7 separate regions of the Homo sapiens genome follow, and all the other regions are linked to region 1. Evidence: chromatin loops called from intact Hi-C (ENCODE). Cell type or tissue: endothelial cell of umbilical vein. All regions are shown on one strand.

Region 1 (4,000 bases):
CCCGGCCCACGCCTGCGGCGTGACCCCCACCGGGCTCCTCCGCGGTCCGAGCGCCCATCTGCCATCCCCCGCCGCTCGCCTCCAGCCCGCGCAACCAGAGCTTCCTTTGGACTGTCCCTAGGAATGCCAACAAGCCCCCTCGTCACGGGGCGGGGGGGGTTCAGCCTCCCCTGGGAGGGGCTGCCCGGGGCAGGTGGGCTTCTCAAGGCGCGTCTCCCGGCTCCACTCCGGCGTCCTGCAGAGCGGCCGGGGCCGGGGCACCCACGCAGGCGGCAGAGGAGCGACGGAAGGAAGCCCCCGACCGCGCCGACCCCGGTGCGGGCTCTCCTCGCCCGCGCCTGGTTCCCCGTGCCCCCCGCGGTCCCCTCTGCGCGCATCACCCCGCGGGGATGACGAGCTCCCTCCGACGCGATCACCCGGATCCGGCAGCTCTTACCTCCTTGTTGGGCAGCAGCAGCAGCCGGGAGCACCCGCCGGCCGCCGTGCCCACGCGGCCCGAGGCGCGAGGTCGCGACGCCCCGAGCCTGCGGCGCGGCTACCTGGGCTGGATCGCGCCCGGGGCCGCCGCCGCGGGAGCCGCAGGGCCGCCGCCGAGCGGGCCGCGGCAGGGACGGTCTGCAAACTACCAGCCCTGGCGGGGCCGCGCGCGGCGCGTCCACACTCAGCCCCGAGACGCAGCAGAGGCGCTCCTGTGGGAGCTCAGTCGACCAGGGCGGGAGTCCGTCCTCAATTTCTGGCAACCTTCCCCTAGCCAACCTCACCAACTTCTCCCCGCTTCTGGGCTCGCGGCTCTAGAAGGCAGAAATTCCGGCCGGGGACGTTTGGCAAACTCCCCGCCCCCGGCCGCGCGCTCAGCCAATTCGGAACGCCCCAGCTTCTCAGGGGCCGTCGGCAAACTCTCAACCCTGTCTAGGAGGACTTCTCCCAGCCACTCTGTTCCGCAGCCCAAGGGGAGAGAAAGGAGCGAGCGGGACCTTCTGATCGCGGCCATAAATAATATCCTAACAAGGTCAGGGGCAGTGTGCAAATATTGATATGACGATGCATCCTCCGGAGTGGTGCAGTCCAAGCCCCAAAGGACAAGGGGCCTTCCAGCAGCGAAGCCCACTGATGGGGAGACTGTGGTCTCAACCATCTTAGAGGTGCAGGCAACTTTAACAAAACGCCCTGAGGCTCAGTTTCCTCTTTCGTAGAACGCATTACACAAAGCAGTAGGTATACTGCCATTTGGTTTTTGTGACCTTGGGCAAGCCACTTAACCATTTGAATTCATCTTTATGAGCATAACAAATGCTGCTTCATGAGGTTATTGTGAAGATGATATGAAATATATGTGAAATACTTAGGGATATGTGGCACTTATAAATGAAATCCATTCTTTCTTCTCTGCCCTGCTCCCACTCCCGGATTTTAGGAACACTCTGGACGAGCTAGCTGAAAACTGCACTGTTGTAAATTCACAAATAAAACACATCCCGTGCCCTGAAGGCACCACAAAGAACATTGACTGACATGAGAGATTAAATCCAACCAAGCCCCAGGAGAGAGAATGCCATACATTTACATCGATAAGCATTATAGTTTCTTGTTAAGTAGTATCTGGAATGGAGGAAGAGTGGGCTATTGAGCTAGTGGTAGAATCCACAAGACCATAACCCCAGCAATTTCCAGACCCCATAACCAGTCACTACATCCAGACCTCATAAGGATTCATGTTCAGTTTCCCCTCATCTGCCCTGCAGGACTTCACCCCTACTTCGTTGTCCTCTCTGGGGTCTTATTTCTTGGACTTAGCTCGCCCCCACCCTACTACGCACCCTCCCCACCAGAGGCATTTACAAACGAGGATCATGGAATTTTTAGACCCTAGGAATGATTCAGTCCCTTTCCTTCATTTTGTAAGTGAGCTCATAGCTGGTTGAGGTCTCCTGACCCCAGGACCTTTTAATAGGGCATATCCATAGCCTCTCCTGCACTGAGCAAGCTCTGGGCTTTGGGCACCTTATGTCAATCCTGTCTTCAAGTTTAGCTGGAGGAAATGGCTCTAGCACTTCCTGACCAGATAAGCCCCAAATTATCAGCCACTTGGCTCCTCAGCTGTTAGAAACTGTCGAGTCAAGATACTCAAAAACCACAGGGAAATCTGCAAGGCCAGGATGACTAAGAAAAGACCTTTTGGTGAAATCCCAGTAATGTTCTGAGGCACGTATTTCCCTCAGTCCCTTGAGAGAAAATAGTATCTTTAGCTCTCCCCAAGCACCAGGAGGGAAATAGAAGAATGGTGACATCTGGTGGCCGGGACTTGCTGTACTGGATACAGATCATGTAGATTCTAATCATAATAGATTGGATTTGAAGTCAAGTTCCCACGGGTGGTTAATAATGATACCACCTGGTTGCCTAGAGATTTCTGAAAGGCATCAATCATTTCAACTTTATGAACCCACTGCTATAGAGGATATTACAGATGGTTTTTGTTTCAGGATATTTTTTATAAAAAGTATATGTGTATATAGAGAAATTAAGTAAATTCGTTTGTATACACAAATATACATTTTCCATATTTGTATTACATAGTCTATTTATTTATATAAATCATATACTTGCCATGCGTTTAAGAAAAAGTAATACTATCTAAGTTGTTTTCCCCACAGTTAAGATTACAATTTTTATTATTAATTGCTAAAGGATACTGTTTATGGACATAAGGATGCTTATTAGGATGCAGCTGTATATTTCATCACATCCTCTCAAGAGACCGTTCATTACAAGCTTAGGAAGAAAATAACATAGCAGGATTTCAATAGTGAAAGCCCTGGCAGCTGATGGCCAAGGTCGTGCATTCCTGGTGAACAGAGATTCATTTTTAGCATTTTCACCACTTGCAAACAATGGGTGTCAGGTTAGAAAAAGAAAGATATTTAGGACTATTTCACAACAATGCAACAGTGTTTGTTGGTATTGCTAAGTCTACTCTAACTGTATTGCTTCATTTCTTTTCATTTGTCTGTCACATATATAGTACTTTAAATAATTGCTCAATTATAAGCATAGTAAACACAGCTTTTTACATATAATCAAGTATAGTCAGCCCTCCATATCTGCGGATTTCGATCTGTGATTGATTGAATCTGAGGATTTAGGATCCTCCAAATCCATGCTTACAGAGGGCCAACTATATATTGTTTCTCAGCATCTCTTACTAAGCTGTATGTGAATTACATTTTAACAATTCATGGAGTAGATTTTACTATACGTATTTCATAGAAAAAGAAGCCAAGACTTAGTAAAGGTAAGTAATATACTTACAGATAGGCACTGTTGATAAGGATCACAGCCAGGATTGAATCCAAAGTTTGCCTGACTCCAAAGCCCAGAACCTTTCTATTACACCATGCTTCTCACCCCAGATAACCAGGAAGAAAGGAAGATCCATGCAGAAAGTACTGTGAATAATACAGTAAATATTAAAGGGGATATTTAAGGTACCCTACATAGACCAGGTTTCTTGACCTATTCAAATTGCATGAAAATTATAGCAACAAAATAACAATTATGTATGTAAACCTTATAAAGCTGAGACCCATGTGGTTCAGTCTTGGAACTGGTGTCTGTGAAATAAACAAATGAAATTGTTTTTCTGCCCTGGACCTGAGCTCTAATGGCTTGAGGAATTATCCACTATGTAATCTTGGTACAAGGTAAAACCTCTGATGGTAAAGGTGCTGACCAAATTTTTAGGGCAGCATTGCTAGTGGTAGTGCCCAGTGGCTGATGCCATAATGTGGATGATGTAAGCTGTGATGCCTGGCAGATAGTGATCCAGGTGACAGCATCTTCACCTTGCCAGATTTTAGGAGTTCTTTCTACGTGCATTCCTCTGGCCTCCGTCTTCTTCTTCTTTCTTCTTTCCTCTTTTTTTGAGACAGATTCTCACTCTTTTGCCCAGGCTGGAGTGCAGTGGCATGATCACAGCTCACTGGCAGCCTCGACCTTCTAG
Region 2 (4,000 bases), 330 kb before region 1:
AACTCCCAGCTTCCTAAATGAGCATGAATCTATTTATGTCCATCCGTCTACTCACATGAAGATGCTCTGCAGCTCCACAGGGATGGATGGGATTAGAATAAAGCCAATATGGAAATTAAAATACTTTTAAATAAATAAAATAATCCAGGCTTGGGATAGTAACACATACAACAGAGCCTGTCGTTAACAAAATAGACTTTTCTTTTTAAATCAAGAATTTTTGGCCAGAGGTGAGGGTGGCAATGTCTAATATACACAAGCTAGGTAAACCACCTTGGAGAAATGGGGTGGCCACCGTGGTCTGCCCTAAAAGGCACACACCTACCTACAGACATACAGTTTCAGTCCAACACATCATACTGATGTCAACCCTGTCAGTGAGCTGCACTGGGCTCCACTCCCAAAGGGGAAGCTCATTATTCACTTTTATTAAATCTTGCATTCACTAAAGAAACAAAAAAGGGGTGCACGTTCTTTCCCTTTCATGATGCTAAAGTATTTCTTCTCCAAGCAGGGCCCTGAACTCCTTGGATGCACCCATTCACATGATTCTGCCTCAGCCACACCTCAGCAAGTGCGTGGGTGGCAGGGAACACAGGCTGGTTGACACGTTGGCAACCAGCAGTCCCAAGGTAGACCCAAAGGTATGGCAGAATCCAGCCCTTTCTTGAGGTTCTCAAGGCTTCACACCCTCCTCTGTGGGTGGAAGTGCACATGCATACACGCTATGGCCTGGCGGGGGGGTTATAGGGAGCGTCTGGTGTCCAGCTTCAACAGCTACAGTGGCTCAAGAACATGTCCTGTCTCTTAGCTGGAGGAGTCTGCTATTGCCCTTCAACAGCATCCGGATTCCAAAAACCCCAAAGAAAAACGAAAAGGCACATCAAGGAAACAAATATCACTAAAGAAACTGACTAATATCTCCAAACGCACAGCAAACACACAAAAAAGCAAACTGTAATGAGCAGTGACACAAACCCAGTCCAAACAAAAATGAAAAGCATCTCCATTTATACATGTGCAAATCAAACTGCATACACAAAATAAATGCGGTGTTTACCAGCATTCAAAGAAGTCTTTTTACTCCTCAAAGTATCTACCTTTCAATGGAAAGCTTTCTCTTTTAGTAAATTAGATGAATGTTTTCCCTCAAGTTTTTTAAGAGCTTAGGATCACAATGGGGAAAATAATCCAAAAAAACAGGCAAGATATTATAGCGGGGAAAAACATTAATCATAACTTAGGATTTCTCTCCCCATGGAACTGTTATCAGCTATAAATCGGTTTAGGATTCTATCAAGATCAGCAATGGCAAAACCTCCGCAGGCTTCCAGCCCACACAGGGGCACCTTCCTCTCCTCTTCCATGCAGGGCAGTTGGAAGCCCCCTCCCCAGTTTCCTCTCCAGGATCACTGACTAGACCTGGGCCAAGTCTGAGGAGGCCTGGGAGCCAGTACACATTCAGGGGTCACTGACTCTTCAGATAATGCCCTAAACAACTGGAGTGTGGGCTTGTTTGCTCCAAGAGCAGCTGCCCTGTCAGTGGAACTCCGGCGCACTTCCACTCAATACTGGACTGGGGGGGATGAAAGAGGGATTTTTAAATGGCAGAAAAGTGTTCTTCTGGGCTGTCTGGCCCGGGCAGGGCGGGTTGTGACTTGGAAAAGAAGGGGAAGGTAGGGAGGCCTTGAACTTAGGGACAGCCAGCAAATGATCCTTGCAGCTTTTGGAACACAAGGCAGGGCTAAGGTTACCTTTCAGCTTCCTTGCTTAAGTAGCAGTGGCTAAGTGGGTTAAACTTTGCTCGGCCTGCAGGCTCCCCCTGTTGGTCAGATACTTGCATTGACATCCTCAGTGTTCAATGCTCCTGGAAGAGCCCAGGAGAGGGCGGCACTGGCCCAGGGATTGCAGGTCAGGGAACTCTAGCAAATTCCCACACCCTAGGGTACAGCCAAGAGGCCCATTCACAAGGAAAAAGCTCTTCCTTACAGCAAGGATGCCAGTCATCTGCCCTCCTACTGCAGGAAACTGCCCTTGCTTAAAAGAAATGCACAGGCTCATACACACACACACACACACACACACACACACACACACACACACACACACTCACTCACCAAGGTTTCCTTTGGACTTCTGCCCTTCTTCCTAGGCCCAAGCAGAGGCTATTCTCAGCCAGGTCTGGAGGCGCCCCTGTGATGATGCTCAGGGCAGAGGCCTCCCCATGGTACTCTACCTGGCAGATGTGCTTGGGGGCCACCTAAGGAGTGGAGGAGGCCCCGGGTGCCCCCCACCCTCCTCTTAGACTGGAGATACAATTGAGACGCACTGAGCAGGGATCTCAGTGGGCCTAAGAAAAAAGGCTGGCTGCACATTTGTGTAGCAATTGAGAAAGAAGCAGAATGTAACTTCCCAGACTTAAAGGCCCCACACTAACTCTAGTCCCCATGAAGCGGAATTCTTCCTTTCCCTCACATTCTGAAAGCTACCAGCCATTACGCCTTGCCCATCAGTTCTGCCCAGCGGAGGCTCCACTGGGCCGCCCTCTGTTAGCAGGAAGGGTGCTTGGAAGCCCCGGCACAGAGCACATCATTGAGCGACTGAGGCGCCCAGCAGAGGCCAAGTGGAGGACGCCAACCGCTCACATTAGGCAGAAGGGGTCTCACTTGCATCAGCATGGAGATGTCAGGGGCTTTTCAGAAACTTACAAACTTGTACAGAGCATGGCAGCAATGATTCAGTGGGGTGGGAACTTATACAAAGGCAGAGCATGGGGGGGTCCAGGGTTTGGAAGGTGGGGTCCAGTGTGTCTGACCAGGCCAACCTGATGACTGATTACTCAACAAGTCAGAGTGATCCTGCCTGAAGGAAAAGCCAGCACCAGATTCCCACCTTTGCGAGCTACACCCTCAGGTGAGTAGCCAGGACAGGGCACTGCATTCATCCTGAGCTGCCCCCACTCCCCCAGCAGACATCAAGAGCCCCCTTCCCTGGACTTTGGTGCCATCAGAGGGGACACAACACAAGCCCACCTGTCAGGAGCCCAGCTCCGGTCGCGCCACAAATTCTTAAGGACCGACTTCACTCCTGTCCAAATCTTGGCTCAAAGATAATCCTCTCCAAGTCCATGAACAGCGTGAGTCTTTCATCTCTACTTTCCTCCTCATAGCGGGGCTGGAGGGAGGGTGAGTTTACCAGAAACTCCAAAATCCCTCAATCCTGTATTTCCTTCCCAAAGGGATTCTAAAAGAAATTACGGCCAAGGTATGTGTCTGGGCATGGGGACATGGAGGAAAGGGGCCTCATCTCCTTTTTCGTCCCTGGCTGGGCTCTCTGGACAACACAGGCACGTCCCCCTGACTGAGGCAGCCCATGCTCTAGGTGCCATCTATGACGATGCCCTGGGGAGTTTGGCTGTGCTTCCAAAGCAAAAGTTTCTTTTGTTCTGCTGCCATCTGTTTTGAGCTGCCAGGTCCCCATGGCTGTCCCTGAGCAGGCCACCAGCCCCACGGCACACGGTCTCTCTCCTGCACCCTGCCCAAAGCAGACAGAACAACAGTATAGTGAAGGTGGATGATTAACAGTGGAAATAAAAGAAGCCTGTGATCAATCCCTCCTCTCCCTCCCGCGGTCCCCTCCCTCCCACCCGAATAAATAAGTTAATGGGTTTAGGAATATTCCCATTCAGAGTTCTTTCCCATCAGCTCAATTCCTCCTGTTTTGTTTTAAAGGACTCTTGAGACTTTCTTTTGCCCTGGAGCAGCTGCAGTGACAGTCTTCCCACAGTTGCTCCTTGAGAAACAGAAATGATGTTGTGCCAGGGACAAGCCAGGCTCCTGGCCTGACATACGCTCTTGTTTTGTTTTGGTGAAGACTCCACTGGGTTGCTCGGAGTGCAGCAAGGGCAATGCCAATTCAGAACCTTCTACGAAAAAGTTCAGGCTCTTGCCAGAGTCCCTGCATGACTTCTGTCCCTGGCCCTGCCTGACGGGGCTGGGGC
Region 3 (4,000 bases), 59 kb before region 1:
AAACATTGCTCCTAGAGAAGATACAGGGTTGGGTACCCGCGAGCCCCTGGTCACAACATTTTCACCAACTGATCAATGCATAGTTGATGTGTGTGTTTGACGACACCTTATGTTACTGATTCTTTAACACTGAAATCACAGCCAACACTACTACAACTTACGCCTGCATGAAGCTTATCTAGCAAACGTATTTTCTCCCTAAGATACATCGCAGCCTTCTCCAGCCTTCTTGTGCTTAATAACACTAGACAACCCCTCAGCACTATGCTTGGGGGCCATTTTAAGCAGTAAAATCACTTTTTTAAAAAAAGGCACAAAAAAAGGATAAACACGGTACTAACCAGGTAGAAGAAGAACACTTATTTGCAATATAAGAGCTGAAGCAAGAAGGCCTTGTTCATCCGCAGCTGGGAACATGGACACCAGGCAACTCAAATCTTCTACTCTGTATGTCCATGAATGACCAGGAAAGTGCAGAGTATTGATTTCAGGGTTACAAATAAGTATTAATGAGGACACAAATTCACAAATACAGAAATCTGAGAATAATGAAGATGGACTATACCTGCCTTCACAGATGGCTTTGATGAGTCAATGAATTAATGCAGATAAAGCACACAGGAAACATTCAGTAAATGTTAGTTATTAACAGGGAGTCAAATATGTAAATATCATGCAGTGTAAAGAGCATGACAGAAACATGAAGAGAGGACACAGGTGTTAACAAAGCCACAAAGGAATGTGGCACGGGGGAAGGGAATCAAGAATTCAAGTTCTTTCCCTAGAGCAATCTCTTACTCCTCGACTTATCTTCCTTTGCACCAACGTTATAATCCTTGTGCCACAGCCATCTGCCTTTTTGCTCTCAAATCCATTCTCTGCATACTTTGTCCTTTTACAAATATCACAGGAAACTACATTTCCCAAGCTCCCTTGCCACCTGGTTTCTAGTAGTGCTGGCCTGTGGGAGGTACCATCAGAAGCTGGGAGGGGAAGGTGCCTGGGTCTCTCTCCCAACTCCATTTGCTGGGTGGGATAACCTTCTCTAGGGAGACAGCTCTCTCCAAAGGACCCAATGCCCTTTCCATCAGCTGCCACCCCCACCACCCTGCCTCCACAGTCCTGGGGGTGGACATCTTCCTGAGGTTACAAATCTCTAGGTTGCTGTAACAGTCTGGTAACTCTCCTCTTTCATCACCTAAATATGCAATTATCTGTATTAGAATCTGTTAGAAATGCCTAGTCTAGTTTTCCTGATTCATGCCCTATGAAACACTGGCTCTAGAAGCAATTTTTAGAAGTTTTAGTTTTAGATGTTTTTACAGCCTAAAAGTTTCCTGCCTAGAATCTCTCCCAAACTCACTCCCAAAATCTCACCTCTTTTTTTTTTGAGAGAAAAAAACAAAACAAAACAAAACTGGTTTTGTCTTTAATTCACCACTGCACGAAGAAAAAAAGCACACTTATGCAAATATTACAGCTATTTAAGTTTTTTAAATCACATTACATTACCTCTGCCACATTTCATCATGGGCTACCAATTGGCCTCACACCGATACACCTATGCAGTTTCCCTCTGCTTAAGTGCTGTGTACTTTTTGAGAACCGAGCACTACTCTCAACTCATAAATACCTTGACTTTTTAAACAAAATCCAAATGCAGCCTATGGCACATCGCCAATTCACTCTCATTGTCAGCATCGGCCATTCCGTGCTGCTGACTGCGAGCCTGCATGAGCACTGGCCATTAATTCTGAGGCAACTTCCATTCTCTGCTTTCCATTGTTTCTTACTCCAGTGCATAAAAATTTCATGCCTGACCATCATCATGCCCAGGCGTAATAGATTAATAAATCAGTTCATTTGGACAGAAGAATGCAATAGTGAGTAAGATTCTGATCAGTGAATCAGAAGAACGGGAAAGGGCAGGCGAGAGGAATGCCAGCTACTCACTGAAATCCGCACTCTTGTCATCTTCCTGGGCACACAGCTGGACCTCGCTTCCCTGCCAGGGGTGACCAGGTGACTGTGTTCTTGGCAATGGAATGCGAGTAGAAAGTGACGCTAACCACAGCCAGACCCGGCCCTAAAAACCTCCATGCTGGCTCCTCCATCAGATCCCCCCAGGCCTGTGGGCTGGAATGACAGTTACAGCAGGATGACCTAGAGAACCTGTTTTCAAAAAGTCAAGGCCTAAAGCCTGGGTTGCTACAGAAGTTCTTTAAAGAGGTCATTCCCTCCCATCCCATAGAACTGTTTATCAACCTAAAACTATGAACAAGAAAAAACTTACACTAGATGCAAGATTACTATAAATAGAGATACATACACACACACACACACACGGGTTCATTTGTTACAGGAGGTCCCTATCACAGGACACGTGCCTTTCAAATGAGTGGGTCAGATATCTGGTCATGGTGGCTGAGGGGGTATATGAGATAACTGCAGCATGTCCCTTCCAGAAGGAGCCCTAAGGGGAACCCACTTGGGCAAAGGCTCAGAAACAAGCACCTGTTCCTGGTCCCACATGTCCTGTCGGGAGACCAGTGACCTGTTAAACCACCACTTTCATCCTATAGCCTAAAAACCAAGACCCTTGGAGGTCAAGGTGGGCCTCCAGGCATCCAAAGGCAGAAAAGAGCTGAGACCCACCTCTCAAAGGTCAGTGCCACTCCAAGGGGAGCCTGCAGCACACTGCCAGTCCACCAAGTATTTGTTTCTGCTCTATGATCAATACTGAAATTGAGTGTAAGTGTTCTAGAAACTTTTATAGCAATTTGCTAAGGTAATATTATGTCTTTGAATCTAATAAAATTAGGGGCTTGTATTATAGACTTTTTAAATGTCATTTTTCTAGTCGTTTATTCTTATCAGTTCTTGATGGTTTAGAATTTTTTTTTTTTTTTTTTTTTTTAAGACAGAGTCTCCCTCTGTCACCCAGGCTGGAGTGCAGTGGTGTGATCTCGGCTCACTGCAACCTCCGTTTCCTGGGTTCAAGCGATTCTCCTGCCTCAGCCTCCCTGAGTAGCTAGAATTACAGGCATATGCCAGCACACCCAGGTAATTTTTGTATTTTTAACAGAGAAGGGGTTTCACCACGTTGGCCAGGCTGTTCTCGAACTCCTGACCTCGCAATCCACCCCACCCCGGCCTCCCAAAGTGCTGGGATTACAGGCGTGAACCACTGTGTCCAGCCTAGAATTTTTAAGAACTATTTTTCCTCCTTCCCAGAGTCCCAAAACTCTTCAGCCAATTCCCAAGGCCTCCACACCCCCTTCCCAATCCTTCCTGCTTTACTCTCAGGAGGCTCTCCTCCATGTTCTGGCCCAGCAACCCCCTTCAGCCTTCCTCTCAAGGTGGTACCTCTCTCTGTAAACAGTAGTCTTAACCTTCCCCAGCCCCTCCAACGTGCTAGCCATGGGCACCAATTCCTATAAGCCATCCTGAGGATCTGGCCAAAACAAACAGTTAAATGGATGACTAGTCATAAAACAACATGATTGTAAGCTATCATAAAATAATCCAGGACCCTGCTCCCAGAAAATAGCCAGTTAAAAGAAAGAAGGAGAAACCTGTCTGTGGGTCCTACCCACATTAATTAACCTGAGGAAGCACCTCCACCTGCCTGACAGATGCCATCTATCCATCACTCTCAACCCCAAAGACAAAGTAAAGCGGCCTCCACCCCTTTCTTCCAGGGAGGTGGACACACATGGAGAAATCCCAAACCTGGCTTGGAGAGAAAAGAGAAATTATTCACAAAGTGGCATCAACTATGATGAAGTATTATGGGAAGGGAACAGGATGTGGAGACAGCATCAGCTCCGCCAAGTGGGACCCACTGAATTACCCCATCACAGGGGAGTCCTGAACTAGCCGGAAGAGGAGGGAGGAAAGAGGAAGGGGATTCTCTCTCACACACTCATGGCTCCTTGAAACTGAATTAAGAGGGGAAATAGATGGCAGTGACCTAACAACAAAGGAACCCGTAGCTAAG
Region 4 (4,000 bases), 780 kb before region 1:
CCCCTAAAGATTGTTTTCAGTATTACAGCGTTACAATGAGTACCCTTGTACAGAATATCATTGTGAATTTGTGTTAGTATAAAGCCTTTATGCAAGATTACAGAAAAAACTTGAAAGTGATAAGCACATAAGAATAAACAATAAAAGGCATGTAATAATAATTACTATTATTCCATTAAGTTTTTAATCAGGATATGTGGGTCATCTGGTTTCTGTTTAATTTTGGTTAATAGAAAGTTTTTCATTTTCAACCTTTGTTGTTTAAAAAAAAAGATAAAAAATGCCTTTATGACAGCTTCCTACTTTAGGAAGGAAGTGGGTAAATATTTAACAATATTTAGTAGGTAATATTTAACAGTTCAAGACTTTTAGTGCCAAAAGGGACACTTTGTGTATAAAATAGTCTAAGGTTTCCCAGTTAATAACTTGTAACTAGTATACTGAAGAATGAATTTTTCTTGGCATCTGTTAATGTACTTTAAGCCTATTGAGAAGATTTGATGAACAATATCTTTAATAGTTAAGGCAGGGAGAGTTCAAGGTAACTTTTGGATTCTAGTTTAGAAGAAAGCCAAGAATTATGCAAAAGGATTACAACTAAAAGTTTTGTAAGATTTATTAAGAGTTTATATATTCTCATATTGTTATTTTTGGCCATCCCTGACTCCTGGGAGTGATGGGCAGTGAAGGTCTTAGGAAGAACTTATTTTTTTGGAGGATGGGGGTGTGGAAGGAGTGGCAAAGGAGAGGGAAACTGAAGACACTGCATCTCATTTTAAACTCATCTTGGTTTAGGAGTCTAAGGGGTAGACTAGGTAATGGTAGCATTATAGCACATATTAGTATCATTTACCTGCCTTAAAAGTCAAACGCCGGGAAAAAAAATAAAGTCTAGTTACTTAAAGGATCTGATTCCTTGGATCCTTTTAATCAAGACTTTAGTTTCATCATCTAAATAACTAGAGTTATTACAACTTTTGAGATTGGTAGATTTGTAACAGAAGTAATATAGAAAAAATTTAGACATTTTTCCTATGATCTATCTAACATGCAGGCATATTTTATTGTCATATCCTTCTATACAACTTTCTTTCTTGGGTTTATGAATTTAGTTGTACTAGGCTGACTTTCAGCTTTGTCATTTTTTTTGTCCTTTAATAGTTTAGCTATTTATGGAGATAGAGTAATAGTTTTAGGGAATTCAGTGTAATGGTTCCTCTGTTCTTTGTTTTTATATATCAAAGTGCTCTGAAACCAAACCCAATTAGAGCAGGAAAAGTCAGTAAGAAAGCCGTGAAGTAAAAGACATTATACCTTTGTTTCTTCATCAAATTCTTCCATGGACTCTATTAGTTTCCCAGGTTCCAGCTCACCTAGTGGAAAGGGGTAATCGGTTCCCAAAATGACTTTATCCTAAAAAACAAAATATATATTTCTCTGTTGTTTTGTAAAACATGAAAGAGCCTCCTGTAAACAATTGTTTACTTATTACAAACATTCCTGTCATAAAAATAACACATTTTTTCCTGATTAATAGAAACATAAAACTTGTCTAAAATTTTAAAAAGATTTAATGGTTCAAATTTTATTCTGACTTTTTTTTTCCAGCAGGTGTCACTATTAGGTCTCTTTGTTGCAAATCAACCCCATTCTCTCTCTTTTTAAATAACTGAAATATAGAATACTGAAATATAAGAAATTGATATTTATTTACTAAAATATATATATTCAGATGAAATTAAGGGATTCTGTCTTTCTTAGAATGATACATTGCAATTGATTCCACAGTTTTTCAAAACATACTATTAACAGAGTAGGAAAGGAAACATAAAAAACAAATAACTCGATAAAAAGTAAAAAAAAAAAAACAAAAACAAAAACAAAAAATAGAAAAAGAAAATCCCCTATCTCTGGATCAGTTCCTATAAACAATTCCTATAAACTGGATCATAAGTTTTTGAACAGTATAGCTTTGAATTTCCATTTGACACTTTATACAATAAAATACGTAGGCTTGTCAATCTACAAATATATTAAGCACTGTGTCAGACAATGTGCTAGAATTTAGATGTACCCTTGTCAACAAAACAGACATGGTTCCTTTTCTGAAGGAACTCATAATCAAGTGAGAAAGATATTATGTCAATAATGGCAATTTATCAAAGTAAAATAAAATAAAAATTCAAACCAGAAATTTTACTTCTCAAAATGTATTCCACTCATACACTTGTGCTGGAAAGATATACAAAGAAATAAATTGCAACATTATTTGGAACAGCAAAAGACTGGCCAATTAAATTACAGAATATCTCCAAATAGAAAAGAATAAAGAATACTTACATATGCTGAAATGGAATAATCTCCAAGTTACAGTGTAAAGAAGAATGATCTTGAAGTTATAAAGAGAAATAAAGAGTCTAGAACAATGTGTCTGCTATGCTTTGATTTCTGTTTTCAATAAGGTACCTATAGACCCACAAATATATGTTTGTATATATACAGTCTATTTCAGGAATGGTATCTAAGAAACAAATAACATTAATTTCCTCCATGGAGTAGGACTAGGGCTTGGGGGTCAGAATATCCCCTTTTCTTTTTTTTTTGAGATATAATTCACATACCATAAAATTCACCCCCTTTAAAGTGTATAATTCAATGGGTTTTAGTATATTCATAAGTTTGTGTAATCATTTCCACTAATTATAGAATGTTTAAAAAAATTTTTTTCATCTTATATAACCACAGATTTTTGTCACCTCCAAAATAAACCCTGTACCCATTAGCAGTGACTCCCCATTCTTTTCTCCCTCCAGCCCTTGGAAAACACTAGTTTACCCTCTGTGTCTCCAGAATTGCCTGGTTGGTACATTTCACATAAATGGAATCACATAATATGTAGCCTTCTTTCATTTAGTTTAATGTTTTCAAGGTTCACCCATGTTATTGCTTGAATCAATACGTACCTAAGAGTGGAAGTGCTGGCGCATATGGTGAGTCCATGTTTAACATTTTGAGAAACTATTTTCTACCATGGCTGCAGCTTTCTACATTCCCACCAGCATGTATGAGGGTTCCAGTTTCTCCAGATCCTCGCCAACATTGGTTATTCATCTTTTTGATTATGGCCATCTCAGTAGGTATGAGGTGGTATCTCACTGTAGTTTTTATTTGTATTTCTCTAATAAGTAATTATGTTGAACATCTTTTCATGTGCTTATTGGCTATTTGTATCTCTTCCTTGGAGAAATGTCTACTAAGATCCCTTGTGTACATTCATGTCCATTTTGTTATCTTTTTATCATTGAGCTATAAGAGATCTTTGTGTGTTCTGAATACTAGAGCCTTATAGATACATGATTTGCAAATATTTTCTCCATTCGGTGAGTTGTCTTTTTTACTTCCTTGGTATTGTCTTTTGAAGCACAAAAGTTTTAAATTTTGATGAAGTCTTCTTCATCTATTATTTTCTTTGGATGCTTGTACTTTTGGTGCCATAGCAAAGAAACTATTGCCTAACCCAAAGTCACAAAGATTTACACCTATGGTTTCTTCTAAGAGTTTGTGGTTTTAGTTCTTCAATTTAAGTCTTTGATCCATTTTGAGTTAATTTGCATGGTGTAAAGAAGGAGTCCAACTTTATTTATTTTTTTTACATGTGGATATCTACTCTTATCTCACTATCATATGTTGAAAAGACTATTCTTTATCACACTGAATTGTATTGGCACCCTTGTTGAAAGTCAGTTGATCTTTATGTCTGTCTTTAGGCTAGTCCCATAGAGTCTTGATTACTGTAGTTGTGTAGAAAGTTTTGAAGTTGGGAATGTGACTGTGCCAATTTTGTTTTTTCTAGATTGTTTGGCTATTCTGGATCCCTTGCATTTTCTTTTTTGAGACGGAGTTTCACTCTTGTCACCCAGGCTGAAGTGTAATGGTGCGATCCTGGCTAACTGCAACCTCTGCCTCCCGGATTCAGGCAATTCTCCTGCCTCAGCCTCCC
Region 5 (4,000 bases), 260 kb before region 1:
AGAAGAGGCTAGGTATGCTGGGTATAGCATATGCCACGTGGACTCTGTTGAGAACTGCTGGAATTAAGCCCAAGGTACCTCCTTGGACACGTCTGGTATCTGCTAGTATGAGCATTAGTCATTTCTCTCTAAAAGAGGAGTTGGAGGCCCTTTTGCTCCGGCTAACAGGAATGGAAAAACAGGTGAGGAAAAAGTACTCAACATGAAAAGAGTTAATAGTTTTGATGGTGGGAGTCCTTTGAAAGACCAAGTCACATCATCTGGGGAAAGCAGGGCCCTGGGAAGACATAAACTATCTCCTGTATCTCTATGACCACTGCCTACATTGCCTTTGTCCATGTAAGTGTTGTGTGACTTTGACAGAAAGAAACCGGAAGGTAAAGGAGCCGTGGTCATAAAACTTATTTTTCTTCCTTTCTACCTTGTTACTAGAATCATGTACTCTTGAGGACACAGCTATTGAATCCTGATTGATAAGCCAATCTCAATTGGCCCAACCCAACTTTCCTGGCCTCCTCTGCAGCCAAGAATGGTCATGTGACCTAGGTCAAATAATGGGGGGAAAGAATCAGAGGAAGGGAAGCTTTAGGAGAAGCTTCTATTTCTTGAGAAAAGGCTCCAGCCCCTTCACCTTTCTTTCTGCTTAGACCACAGCTATGAGGCCTGCAGGCCTTGTGACGCTATGGTGGCAAGCCAATGCATGAGGGATGCCAAAGGAGAGACCAAAGTGGCCTGGGTCTTTGCAGACATCCAGTGAAGAAACCAGCCCCATACCCCACACTGTGTTACATGAGAAAAGTTAACTCTTGCTTCATGGTTGTGAGGTATTTTGCTAATTATAGCTGGGCACACTTTTAATTTATCCAAACAGGTTCCCAGACATAGCTGACTAGCTTGTGACAGTTTGCAAAGAATTTTCAAACCTGTCTCTTGTCTGATCCCTGTGTCAACAATGTGAGCTAGGAAGAACAAGTGCTGTGAGACCGTTTTAAGGATAAAAACATGGTTTAGGTAGGTGAAAGGATCTGGGCAGAGCATGGAGATGGTTAGTGGCAGAGTAGGATTTGTCTGGGCCTACTGAGTTACCATCTTGGATGGTGCTGGTAGGAAGACCTACCCTGGCTGCTAAATGAGTACCGTTTTCAGGGGGCCTATCCTTGGATCACGGTCCTACAGAAGCCAGCACACTGTCACAAAATATAAACAAGGCTAATTCAATATTTTGGTCTCTGGCCTCAGCTGAGAAATAAAGATTGGCCTGCTAGTTTCAGCTGCTTCCACTGAGCCACTGCATGAGGATGAGGGATAATTTCTTTCCTCCCCTAGGTCCAACAGCAAGGAAGGCTCTTCCAGACAGGAGGCATGCTGGGGTTAGAGGTCACAGAGGAGGAATGAGTATCTGGTCCAAATAGTGAGGGATCGGTCCATGAAAGTGGTTAAACTTCTGCTTCTCCTTCAAGTTGTTACTTACATTGTCACTGGTTTAAATGATTCATTTGCCAACTCCTTCGAAGTAAACGTTATCATTAAGAATAAGAAAATAAAAAGACACTGTCTTTAGGACAATTTAGGACAAATTGTGTGTATCTCCAGTAAATGATATCCATTTTAAAAACGGTAAAGAAAAGGAGGGAAGAGGAAGGAGGAGAAGTGAGGGAAGGGGAAGAAGGAGAAAAGGAGAAAGGGAAAGAAAGAGAAAGAATGAAAAGGGAGCGTTTGAATTGAGTATTTCAGTGAAGACTCTCTTAGGCAATAGGTTAAAATTCCACATCTCCCAGAGCCTGGTTTCCTCCTGGAAAAACACAGACAGTGCTGCTGCCTTATAGGGTTGTTGGGAAGCTCCTCATTATTCATTGTCGGTGTGCTGGCACCATCTGGAGGCCTGGCCAAACCTTAGCACGCCTTGAGAACCTGGAAGATCACTAACTGGTCTGGATCAACAGGGCTGTACATTGCTCTACTAATTCCTTATGGTGGCAATGTTACTCTCTGGAGTGCCTGGGGACAACCTGCAGGACCCTCTGGGGCAGCCCTGTACTGACTCTCACCTCTGTGGTCATGAAACACCCCCAGCAGCCTGGAAGAAGATGAAAATACTTGGTGAAAGCCAGCACTACTGACTTTCTGGGCCCTCTCCAGTTGACGAGATGTGCTCTGACATAATTAGGGAAGTGAGATGAAATCCCCCCAACCCACATGTGGACAATCACTCCTGCCTTTTCCCTTAAAGCCCATTTGGGCTCAAGAGATATGCTCTACCACCCAATTTTTAACTTCATTTAAAAATTTCCCTCATTTTTCCCTTGACCAAGTCGGTATTTCTGCTCTCCAAGCTCTCTAAAGGCAGACATATCTTTTGAAGTCCTGATACGCAAGTAAGTTCCTAATAATTGGTTCTGGATGACAAGAATCACATGCAGTGAAAACTGAAAACCAACACATTTCATCTTTAGAATAAAGCTTTGTTTCACTTGTTTTGGAACAAAGGCAAACAGTTGTAGCCCATTTCGGTTTCACTACTCTGCATAGTGGATTTCAGGTTTCCACACAGAACCGTACAGAACCTTTCCTTGAAATCAGTACCACACCAACATAAATGTATTTATTTAGGCTTTTGGGATTTGAGAGGATGGGTTGGAGACAGAGGAGGAAATTACCAAGAGAGAATCCATTCCTTGTAGTCCAGTGTGTTGGCTACAATACATGATGTAATTCAAATCCTGACCACCTGAGGAACCTTTACCTCTATCTGCTTCAGTTCTTTCACTCAAAAGTGGGGTTAATAATAGTATTTACTTCATAGTCATTGTGAAGGCCATGCCTGGAACACAGGAAGCACTAAAATGTCAGCCATTATCATCTCCTCAAGGAGCTCAATCTATCAAAAACAGAATCAAGAGGGAGAGAATCAAAGGCTGGCCAGCAGTACAAATTACAACTGAGCAGGGATAACTCCAGCGTTCCCTGGAGCTCTGCTGTCCCTCGAGACTAGAGCAAGAGTCTCGATTTATCCAGTGCAGTGGCACTATCTCAGCTCACTGCAGCCTTGACCTCCCAGACTGAAGCGATCCTCCCACCTCAGCTTCCCGAGTAGCTGGGACCACAGGAGCATATCACCACACCCAGTTAATTTATGTATTTTTAGAAGAGATAGGGTTTCGCCAGGTTGCCCAGGCTGGTCTCAGACTCCTAGGCTCAAGTGATCTGCCCACCTCGGCCTTCCAAAGTACTGGGATTACAGGCATGAGCCACTGTGCCCGGGCTAGTCCTGATTATGTTGACTGCAGATGGACTCGTTCAGTACTGAGGGCTGCACAGCCACCGCTGGATTTTGAGCATATGCTGCATATATGATTTTTATTTAAGTAAAGAATTGTGTATCGATGCTAAACATGACTTTAGAAGCAAATATATTAAAAATAATTTCTAAGTTGGTTTATCACCGATTCTCAATGCCATAATACCCTTTCTTGCAATTGAAGGTTGAAATCTGCTTCCAACAAATATTCCACATTGTAAAGTCTGCTCCCAATCTGTGTTTTTTATATAAAACTCCATCAACAAGCTCTGTTCTTGCAGGGCCTATGTTTCAAGGTGTTTATGACATGGATCTGCACTGATGTAGAAGGTTCCACAGGGTAAATCTCATGATTTTCACGTCTATCAAAAATTTAAGTATTCCAACTGGCATGGTAAGCCCCCAGGTGCAAATCCATACTAACACTTCATATACTTGTGTATGTGTAAACAGCCACCGGAAAGAGGTCAGACTTCCTTCAACTGGCCCAATGCATTCCACTGGCTTATATGAATCCCCCACCCTTCCCAGATTTAAGATTTGCTTCTCCACCTCCATTTTAAAATCATACAACTAACTTTGCTTTTCTCTCCAAGTAAAAGGCAGAAATCTACACACACTTCTGTTTCCTTCTACTGCTGTGATTTTGCTCCATTGGCTGATGTTTTAAACAATGGTTGATAAGGACCATAGAGAACTCAT
Region 6 (4,000 bases), 89 kb before region 1:
GCCATAAAAAATGATGAGTTCATGTCCTTTGTAGGGACATGGATGAAATTGGAAACCATCATTCTCAGTAAACTATCGCAAGAACAAAAAACCAAACACCACATATTCTCACTCATAGGTGGGAATTGAACAATGAGATCACATGGACACAGGAAGGGGAATATCACACTCTGGGGACTGTGGTGGGGTCGGGGGAGTGGGGAGGGATAGCATTGGGAGATATACCTAATGCTAGATGACACGTTAGTGGGTGCAGCGCACCAGCATGGCACATGTATACATATGTAACTAACCTGCACAATGTGCACATGTACCCTAAAACTTAGAGTATAATAATAATAATAATTAAAAAATAAAAAAAAAAATAAAAAAAAAAAAAAAAATAAAAAAAAAATAAGCCAGTTCTATATACAATCCCTCTGCCCATCCACCTCCTCATCCCCGGTAAATACACAAAAACAAAAGAGGAAGACAAGTGACTGCAAGTGACACAGGGGAAGTGAGGTCTGGGTCTTCCCATGCACAAGGCCTCCTTCATGCTGATGTAACAGAACACCAGGAAACCCTGCTCCCAGAACACTGGGGAAAAACAGACACTGACCACAACACTGGGGCATCTCCTTATTGATTCTCTCGGTTATTTATTTTCCCCAGAGGCTGGGAGTAAGATAATGCTTTCCTAAAACAAAGAATATGGTATAAAAACAAAATTTTTTAGAAGTCCAGCCAAGAAAGGCCACATAGGTGGGTAAGGTAATGTTTTATTAAATGTTTACATTCCCTAGATATTAAGTTTCAGAACTTGTCTAGGCTCTGTTCCCTTGGGCATTTCATACATAAGTAATACAAGTTCTTCCTTAGCTTTTATCCACAAATGGGATAAAGACCATGTTTCTGGTATACATATGCATCTATGTTATTTATATTATAACAACTATAGTAAATAAATGCATGTTTTTGCCTGCTGGGAATAAAGGCATATCCTATCCTCATTTCTCACATATTCTACTTAAAATGTTCCTAAGTAGCTTACCAGCTACTCTCTTATCTGCTGAAACTAACCAAATTCTGGCTGATGGTCAAAGACTATTTCCCTTGGGCACCAAGCTTCCTAAACAGTCAGGATGGTCTAATAAGGTTTTTTCTGAGTGTGGTACATTTACACCGTAGCATACATACTAATAGTTAAGTATTTGTTGCAACATGCATACGCACATCAAATTCATAAGCTGCTATATGCTGTCAATTAGAATGAGACCAAATTAAAATAAATGAGTTGATGCAGGATAAACTGAAGAAAATATGTTAAGTAACAAGTATAGGTGGTAACGTGAATATGGTGGAAACTAAGTCCAAAGTTTGGAAAATACTGGTCTGCTTAAAAAAAAAAAAAGTTCGGCCAAGAGTCTGAAAACTCTGATTCTATGTGCTGTCTTAATGTGTCCTTGGGGATCCTTCACTTATCATCCCTAGGCAGGCCTCACTACAATGATAGCAACAAAGCTGATAGGGTTAGGACAGTGTGACAAATGTGAAAACTTTTGGAAGTAGAACGCAAAGTCTTTTCACCTTCCAATCAGGTGTGACCACTGGCCAGCTGAGAAGCATGGACCTTTAAGTTATGACACACAAACCAACAAGGTATCAGAGTCAATGCTAATCCCTCTCCTTAAAACCTCCCTGAGTTGTGGAAAGTCATCTTGCCAAGCCTCTGGGCAAAGACCTCCTGAGGTTGGCTTGGTGGCAGGCAGGGGGCGGTAGATGGCAAGAGCACAAATGATACATATCACTGCAACCTGGTGTCTGATCTCAATAACACCTCTGCACAAGACCCCTGGTAAGGCAGGGCTTTCCAAGGTCAGGATTTGCCACTAAGCTCTTAAAATCTCTTCTGATCCTAGCAGAAGTAAACGATCAGTATCTCTGGTAAGCAACTGTATTTTTCTTTTTTTTTTTTTTAACCTTTCAGTGTCATTGTGAGGTTTGCCACATGCCTTGAGAAATAAAGCCCAATCTGAATGCTCAAACATGAAAGTCTGGCTGGCTCAGGCAATTGGAAGAAGATACCCATGCATGGTAACCGCTGAATGACAAGTTAGGTTTCCTGGAGAGAAAGACCTAACTATTCACCTTATATACTTAAATAATTGCCTCCTTTTTAAGGCAAAATAACAGCTCCTAAAGATGTCTCTGTCATAGCCCCAGAATCTGAGTATGTTACACCTTACATGGCAAAGGGCAATTAAGGATGCAGATGGAGTTAAGGTAGCTAATCAGCTGACCTTAAGATAATTATCAAGGTGGGTCTAATGCAATCACAGCGTCCTTAAATGCGGAAGAGGGAAGCAGAAGAATCACTATCTAAAAAGTGTCAAAGACTGGCTTGAAGACATAAGAAGCCATGAGTGAAGGAATGTGGACAGACTCTAGAAGCTGGAAGAGTCAAGAAAACAGATTCTAAGAGCCTCCTGAAAGGAACACAGTCCTGCTGACACTGGATTAGCCCAGTGAGACTCTGTATTGGTTCCCTATTGCTGCTATAACAAATTGTCATTAATAATTACCTATACTTAGTGGCTTAAAACAACAGAAAACTCTTCTCTCACAGTTCCAGACTCCAGATGTCTGAAATTGGTATCACTGGGTAGAAGCGAAGGGGTAGGCAGGACAGGGCCGTGCTCCCTCCAGAGGCTCTAGGGACAGTCGGTTCCTTGCCTCTTCCAGCTTCTGGTGGCTGCATGTATTTTTTGGCTTGTGGCCACAGCATGCTAATTCCTACTTCTGTGGTCACACTGCCTTCTCTTCTGAGTAATCCTCCTCTGCATCTCTGTGAGGAGAACATTTGAGGTGGCATTTAGGGCCCATCTTGACAATCCACGATAATTGCCCTATCTCAAGGTGCTTAATCACATCTGCAAAGACCCTTATTCCACATAAGGCTACATCCACGTTTCAGGAGTTACAGCCTAACACCTGGAGGGTGTTAGCCTACTACAGAGCCGTTTCAGATTTCTTACCTCCAGAACCATAAAATAAACATGTTCTTTTAAGCCACTAAGTGTAATAATTTGTTACAGCAGCAATAGGCAATTAATACAGCTCCTGTCTCTCAAATGTGTGCTACAGATCAGGACAAGGTCTGGGCATGAGGACAGAGCTAGCTCACCCCTACTATTCACATCAGCATCCTGGCGATCCTTTGTATCCAGAGATGTTGCTCCTTCTCCCATTAGCATACTTGACAGGATAGAATGCTAAGACTCAGCAGGAAGTGGCCATTAGAAGCTTCAGAAATCACTTCTCTTTCCTCTCGCTGATCACAGGTTTCTTAAGTAAACTGTATAGTAATTCAAAGCAAAGCTTAGGGGAAAAAAGGAACTGACATTCATTTCAGAAAATTCCTCTCAATAATGAGTACACTCCATCCACAAATGTCAAAGAGCTTTGCTCACAAAGCCAATAATCCCTATCACAAATATAAGGCAATGTAAACATTTAAGAACCATATTCCTCAATTAGGAACAGCCTTTTTGGGTAGCTTTCCTAGCATTCCAGTGGCAGAACATACACTTTTAAGCAGTTATTAATCACTATTCTATCTCTTGGCATGCTGTAATGCTGGTTTTCTAACATCTCTGCAGGGATTTCTATTTATAGAACTGCTCCTTCTCATTGATCTGCCTTCAGGACACTGAAGCAATTCCCCAGCTGACTTCTCTCCCAGAACTCACCTTGTTGGGACACCCCTGGGCTCTGTCCTCAAATCTCTTCTCTATCCATATTCTCTCCCTCAGCAAGTGTACCCTGTCCCACGACTGCAAATGCCAACTGTAAGTGGAGGCTCTCAAATTCATGTATCTATCCTTGACCCCTCAACTGAACAAGGTCCAGATCCAAACATCCATGTGCCACTCATGAGCTCCACTTCAGTGTTTAGTATGTATCCCCAGCTTAGCAGGCCCGAAAGAGAGCCGCTGCTTTCTGACAGACGCACAAAGCA
Region 7 (4,000 bases), 190 kb before region 1:
CAGCTGGGGTTAAATAATTGCTACTGACAAAAGTAGGCAGAGCTTATCATCATTAGTCATCAGGGAAATGGAAATCAAGAGCACAATGAGGTACGACTTCACATCAACTAAAATAGTTATAATAAAAATTCAGACAATAACAAGTGTTGCCAAGGATGTAAAGAAAGTAGAACCCTCAACTAGTAGAAATATAAAATAGTGTAGCTGCTTTGGAAAACAGTCTAGCAGTCCTTAAAAAGTTAAACAGACTTATCATCTGAGTCAACAATTCTACTCCTTGGTTTACACTATGAAAGAATAAAAACATAACTACACAAAAATTTGTATGTAAACATTCATAATAGCCTTATTCATAACAGCCAAAATTTGGAAACAATACAAACACCCATCATCCAATTAACAGACCAAATATGGTATATCCATAAAATGGAATATTATTCAGCCATTAAAAGGAATGAGGTGCTAATCCATGCTTCACAGATGAACCTTGAAAACATTATGCTAGATGAAAGCAACCAGTCACACAGGCCACATATGAGATTCCATTTACATGAAATGTTCAGAACCTATAGGCAAATCTAGAGAGAGAGTGAATTCGTGGTTGTTTAGGGTTGAGGAAAGGGAGGAGAGGTGATATGGTGTTTCTTTTTGAGGTGATGAAAATATTCTAACACTGACTATTGTGGTGGTTGCACAACTGAATATACTGAAAGCCACATCGAACTAATTATTTTCATTTTTTGTAGAGATGAGGTCTTGCTATGTTGCCCAGGCTGGTCTCAAACTCTTGAGCTCAAGCCATCCTCCCATCTCAGCCTTCCAAAGTGCTGGGATTACAGGCATAAGCCACCATACTCGGCCCTAAAAGCCTCAAATCAAACACTTTAAATATGTGAAATGTGTGGTATGTAAATTATCTCAATAAAGCTGTTACAAAAACCAGAAAAGTTCTGACATTGACTCATTCAACAAATACTGCACCTAAATTAGAGCATTTGTCATGATTTCAGTACCTTCCTGGGAAGCAAAGAGAAACACAAAACATTATTCACCTTGAGGGAGCCTTAAATATGCTTAGAACCCAAAACTTGCTCACCAGAAAAGGCAATTAACAGCCCAATGCCATATACACTTTCCATGGGCTAGTAGATGGGACATGCGATGAGCCAGCAAAATGGGAAGAATGTGGAGCCCTGAATGTCAGTGCAGAGAAGAGCCATTCTATTGGTCTGGACTGCTCACTACTGGATTATCGTGTGACAAGAGAAACCATCCTCTGTCTCATTTCAACCCTGAATTTTTGGGTCTCTTTGTTGCAGCAACTTAGTTTAAACCTTAAGTAACCACTGGAAAAATGGGATTTGAGTTGAGCTCTAAAGTAGAAGTAGACAGGAGAGAAAAGGAAAGATGAGTACACTGAAGAACAGCGTAATAATGATGGTAGCCAACAGACTGAGCATCTACTAGTAACACCACTGTATCTTATGTACACCGATTACTCGATTGAGCCTCACAATAATAAGTACTATTATCCTTCATTCTACTACAGAAGACACTGAGGCCCAGGCAGATTAAGTAACTTGGCTAAGGTCACAAGTTAGCCATTCCTAGCCCTATCTGCACATTTAAACATTTCTTGGGGACCTTTTAAGAATGTGCCTCACCCTCCAGGCATTCTTATTTGAGTGGCCCCAGGCAGTGGTTCTGCTACCCCCTTTTTTAATGCTCTCCCAACCTCAAGTGATTCTAAAAGGCAGCCACAGCTGGGAATCAATAGAATAAAAGGTGAAATAACACTGAGGAAAAGGAACGGCCAGAGATGGAAAATGGATTTTATGTTATGTTTCAACAATTAGAGTGTTTTACCAGGACAGCAAATCTACCCACAGTGGGTAGGCATAACCAATCAATCATCTCTGTCTGAGAGGGCACAGGAGAGCAGAGCGGGACAATTTGGTTAAAGCAGGGGACTCAGGGTAGGGTAGTAAGAAATACGGTTGGAAAGGTATGCTGACACGGCCTGCCACAGAATCATGAATTCCAGCCTCAGAACATAATTTATCACTGTTATCACAGCAGGAAACCGGAAGGCAACTGAAAACACTTGCGGAGTTTCAGTACAATGGCCAGGGGAAGTAACTAATGTTCTTTGAGTGGAGAAACAACATTTTGAAAAAAAGGTGACATCCAGAGGAAAAGGGGAATGAAAGTCACATTTTGTGGATAAAAATGTGACCATGTGTAATTTAAAAGATATTACTGTATAAAATCTTTACAGTTGAATAGAGTTTATATCTAACATTGTAAATGGCCCCGGAGTTGAAAACTGTCTTTCATTAGTAAGGAAGTCAGGGGTGTTTTTCTGACACAAGGTCTTCAGAACAAATTAAGAATGCTCAAGCCCCCTTCTTTGATTAACAGCAGCTTCTAATGCTTTTCTTAAATAGTCTCTTTAACATCCATTTTCATTAAATTAATGAAAATTAATTAAACATATTCCAAAATGCCGTCATCCCATCGGCCTCTAAAGTTACAAAGCTATAAAAATCTGTGTTCTCTAAATCTCCAAACAGTAGATCAACCCTCTCGTAAGATACTATCTGGCCACCATGCAAGATGCCTCCTCATTAGGAAGAGGCCTGCTCCTGGAACTGACACTGAAATGTATCAGCAGAGAGTAGCACCCGCATGTCCCGGTCTTTTAAAGTCCTTGACCACACTGAACCTCAGCAATGAAAAAGGTAGAAAATGTCATGACTATGCCCTGGAAAAGGCAGGGGCTTTGTCTTGTAAGAGATCTCAGCTGGGATTATCTCTCTGCCTTTTATTAATCACATAAGCTGAGCAGGTTACTTAACCTTCAGGAGTTTCTTCACTCAAAAAACAGAGTCAGCAAAGCCTTCTAACATCTGAGTCACCCTGGCTCCAGGTACTGTACCTGGCACTCATTTATAGCCTCATTCACCCTCAGGACAAACTTCCGAAGTAAAATATGGGATTTTGAAAAAGATAAAGCCATGAGAAGGAGAGATTGCCTGCACCACACTGAAACATCACACACTAGCTCTCATTAGATCATTTAATCTATTTGTACAATATACTCGTCCTATTGTATATTCTCTGTGCCTGTCTTGTCCGTCCCTAATTAATTTTGTCACAATGCTTGGTGGGGTATGAGGTATAGTCAACGACAAAAATGCTTTAGATCTTTTTCAATGAATATAATAGCAAAACAGTGTATGCTATATATATTCTAGCAGCTTTGAGACTGGAAGACAAAACTGAGTTTGTAATATAGTTTGGATAATTAGAGTGCTTTTTAATGCAAAACTCTGCATGTATTCATTTCTATGTAAATACCATTTTCTGTAAGTTTATATTTAATTTTTGCTATCATTTCTTCTGCAACAAAATGTTCCTTAGTATTTTAAGTAATGATGTAAAGGATATGAAATATTCCACGTGGGTATCATATATGTACTTAGTTACAACAAATGGGCCTAATAGGAAATAAACTAGGAGAATGCTAGTTTTATACATCAAAACAAACAAAAAGTTATACAGATATATTCCCAGAAAAAAAAGTTTCTATACATACATTTAAAAGAATAAGATATAATGCTAACATACTGAGACAACCTCAGCTGTCAATTTTGATTTAAGAAAATATACTGAGAAATAGGTGGGAGACATTAAAAATTCAAGATACTTGCAAAACTGTATTATATTCTCGAGTTGGGGGCCTAAGGTGATATTTATAACGATTCTCCTTTTCCAATAAACAAAATAGTGCCAAGCTTTTGCCAAGTCCCCTCTTCTCACATGCAGTTTACTAGAAGAAGGAAAGGGTGTTACACAGATAACTTACTGTAACAGTGACATGCCCTTGCAACACAGAGCACCCATATCTCACTTCAACCTCTCAAAGAGAGGTTTGATTTTTCTTCTAAAACAGGGTTCCATGTTAAGCACAGTTCATAGATTTCTGCCTGTTCTTATC

What was found. A loop is a pair of places that touch in the nucleus more often than their neighbours do. Peaks named below come from ENCODE experiments on the same cell type or tissue, not always from the same donor. Only the 100,000 strongest peaks of a DNase experiment are listed, where the experiment ranks them.
Region 2: it touches region 1 in a loop (14-fold over the local background); 44 of 110 quality-filtered maps call a loop at or near these places.
Region 3: it touches region 1 in a loop (5-fold over the local background); 26 of 110 quality-filtered maps call a loop at or near these places.
Region 4: it touches region 1 in a loop (4-fold over the local background); 16 of 110 quality-filtered maps call a loop at or near these places.
Region 5: it touches region 1 in a loop (11-fold over the local background); 10 of 110 quality-filtered maps call a loop at or near these places.
Region 6: a loop joins it to region 1, with 14 times the contacts of the local background. A loop is called at or near these places in 77 of 110 quality-filtered maps.
Region 7: it touches region 1 in a loop (5-fold over the local background); 2 of 110 quality-filtered maps call a loop at or near these places.

Annotation. Positions count from the first base shown.
Region 1 is chr2:134,116,728-134,120,727 of GRCh38, reverse strand. It overlaps a transcript of MGAT5 not described here. Among named protein-coding and RNA genes, the nearest start is that of MIR3679, 8.4 kb to the left of the region's middle. RefSeq lists silencers at 203-272, 323-482, 503-602. In endothelial cell of umbilical vein, a CTCF peak has its summit at 2,295 (motif pointing left); DNase peaks (open chromatin) are centred at 787 and 2,277; H3K4me3 peaks cover 1,159 bases; H3K27ac peaks cover 1,973 bases.
Region 2 is chr2:134,448,893-134,452,892 of GRCh38, reverse strand. It overlaps MGAT5 (alpha-1,6-mannosylglycoprotein 6-beta-N-acetylglucosaminyltransferase), which reads right to left. Exons shown (of 16, transcript NM_002410.5): 16 at 1-4,000. Among named protein-coding and RNA genes, the nearest start is that of MGAT5, 200 kb to the right of the region's middle. In endothelial cell of umbilical vein, a CTCF peak has its summit at 1,853; a DNase peak (open chromatin) is centred at 1,862.
Region 3 is chr2:134,175,490-134,179,489 of GRCh38, reverse strand. It overlaps a transcript of MGAT5 not described here. Among named protein-coding and RNA genes, the nearest start is that of MIR3679, 50 kb to the right of the region's middle. In endothelial cell of umbilical vein, no CTCF peak of the experiment used is centred here; DNase peaks (open chromatin) are centred at 1,849 and 3,439; H3K27ac peaks cover 3,079 bases.
Region 4 is chr2:134,895,754-134,899,753 of GRCh38, reverse strand. ACMSD (aminocarboxymuconate semialdehyde decarboxylase) reads right to left here. Exons shown (of 10, transcript NM_138326.3): 9 at 1,315-1,413. The region is part of intron 1 of CCNT2-AS1 (CCNT2 antisense RNA 1); the gene reads left to right. Among named protein-coding and RNA genes, the nearest start is that of CCNT2-AS1, 21 kb to the left of the region's middle. In endothelial cell of umbilical vein, a CTCF peak has its summit at 1,568 (motif pointing right); no DNase peak of the experiment used is centred here.
Region 5 is chr2:134,373,974-134,377,973 of GRCh38, reverse strand. All of the region lies in intron 10 of MGAT5 (alpha-1,6-mannosylglycoprotein 6-beta-N-acetylglucosaminyltransferase), which reads right to left. Among named protein-coding and RNA genes, the nearest start is that of MGAT5, 120 kb to the right of the region's middle. In endothelial cell of umbilical vein, a CTCF peak has its summit at 1,869 (motif pointing left); a DNase peak (open chromatin) is centred at 1,853.
Region 6 is chr2:134,205,536-134,209,535 of GRCh38, reverse strand. It overlaps a transcript of MGAT5 not described here. Among named protein-coding and RNA genes, the nearest start is that of MGAT5, 47 kb to the left of the region's middle. RefSeq lists a silencer at 2,624-2,918. In endothelial cell of umbilical vein, a CTCF peak has its summit at 1,743; a DNase peak (open chromatin) is centred at 1,765.
Region 7 is chr2:134,305,614-134,309,613 of GRCh38, reverse strand. All of the region lies in intron 2 of MGAT5 (alpha-1,6-mannosylglycoprotein 6-beta-N-acetylglucosaminyltransferase), which reads right to left. Among named protein-coding and RNA genes, the nearest start is that of MGAT5, 54 kb to the right of the region's middle. In endothelial cell of umbilical vein, no CTCF peak of the experiment used is centred here; a DNase peak (open chromatin) is centred at 2,093; H3K27ac peaks cover 2,946 bases.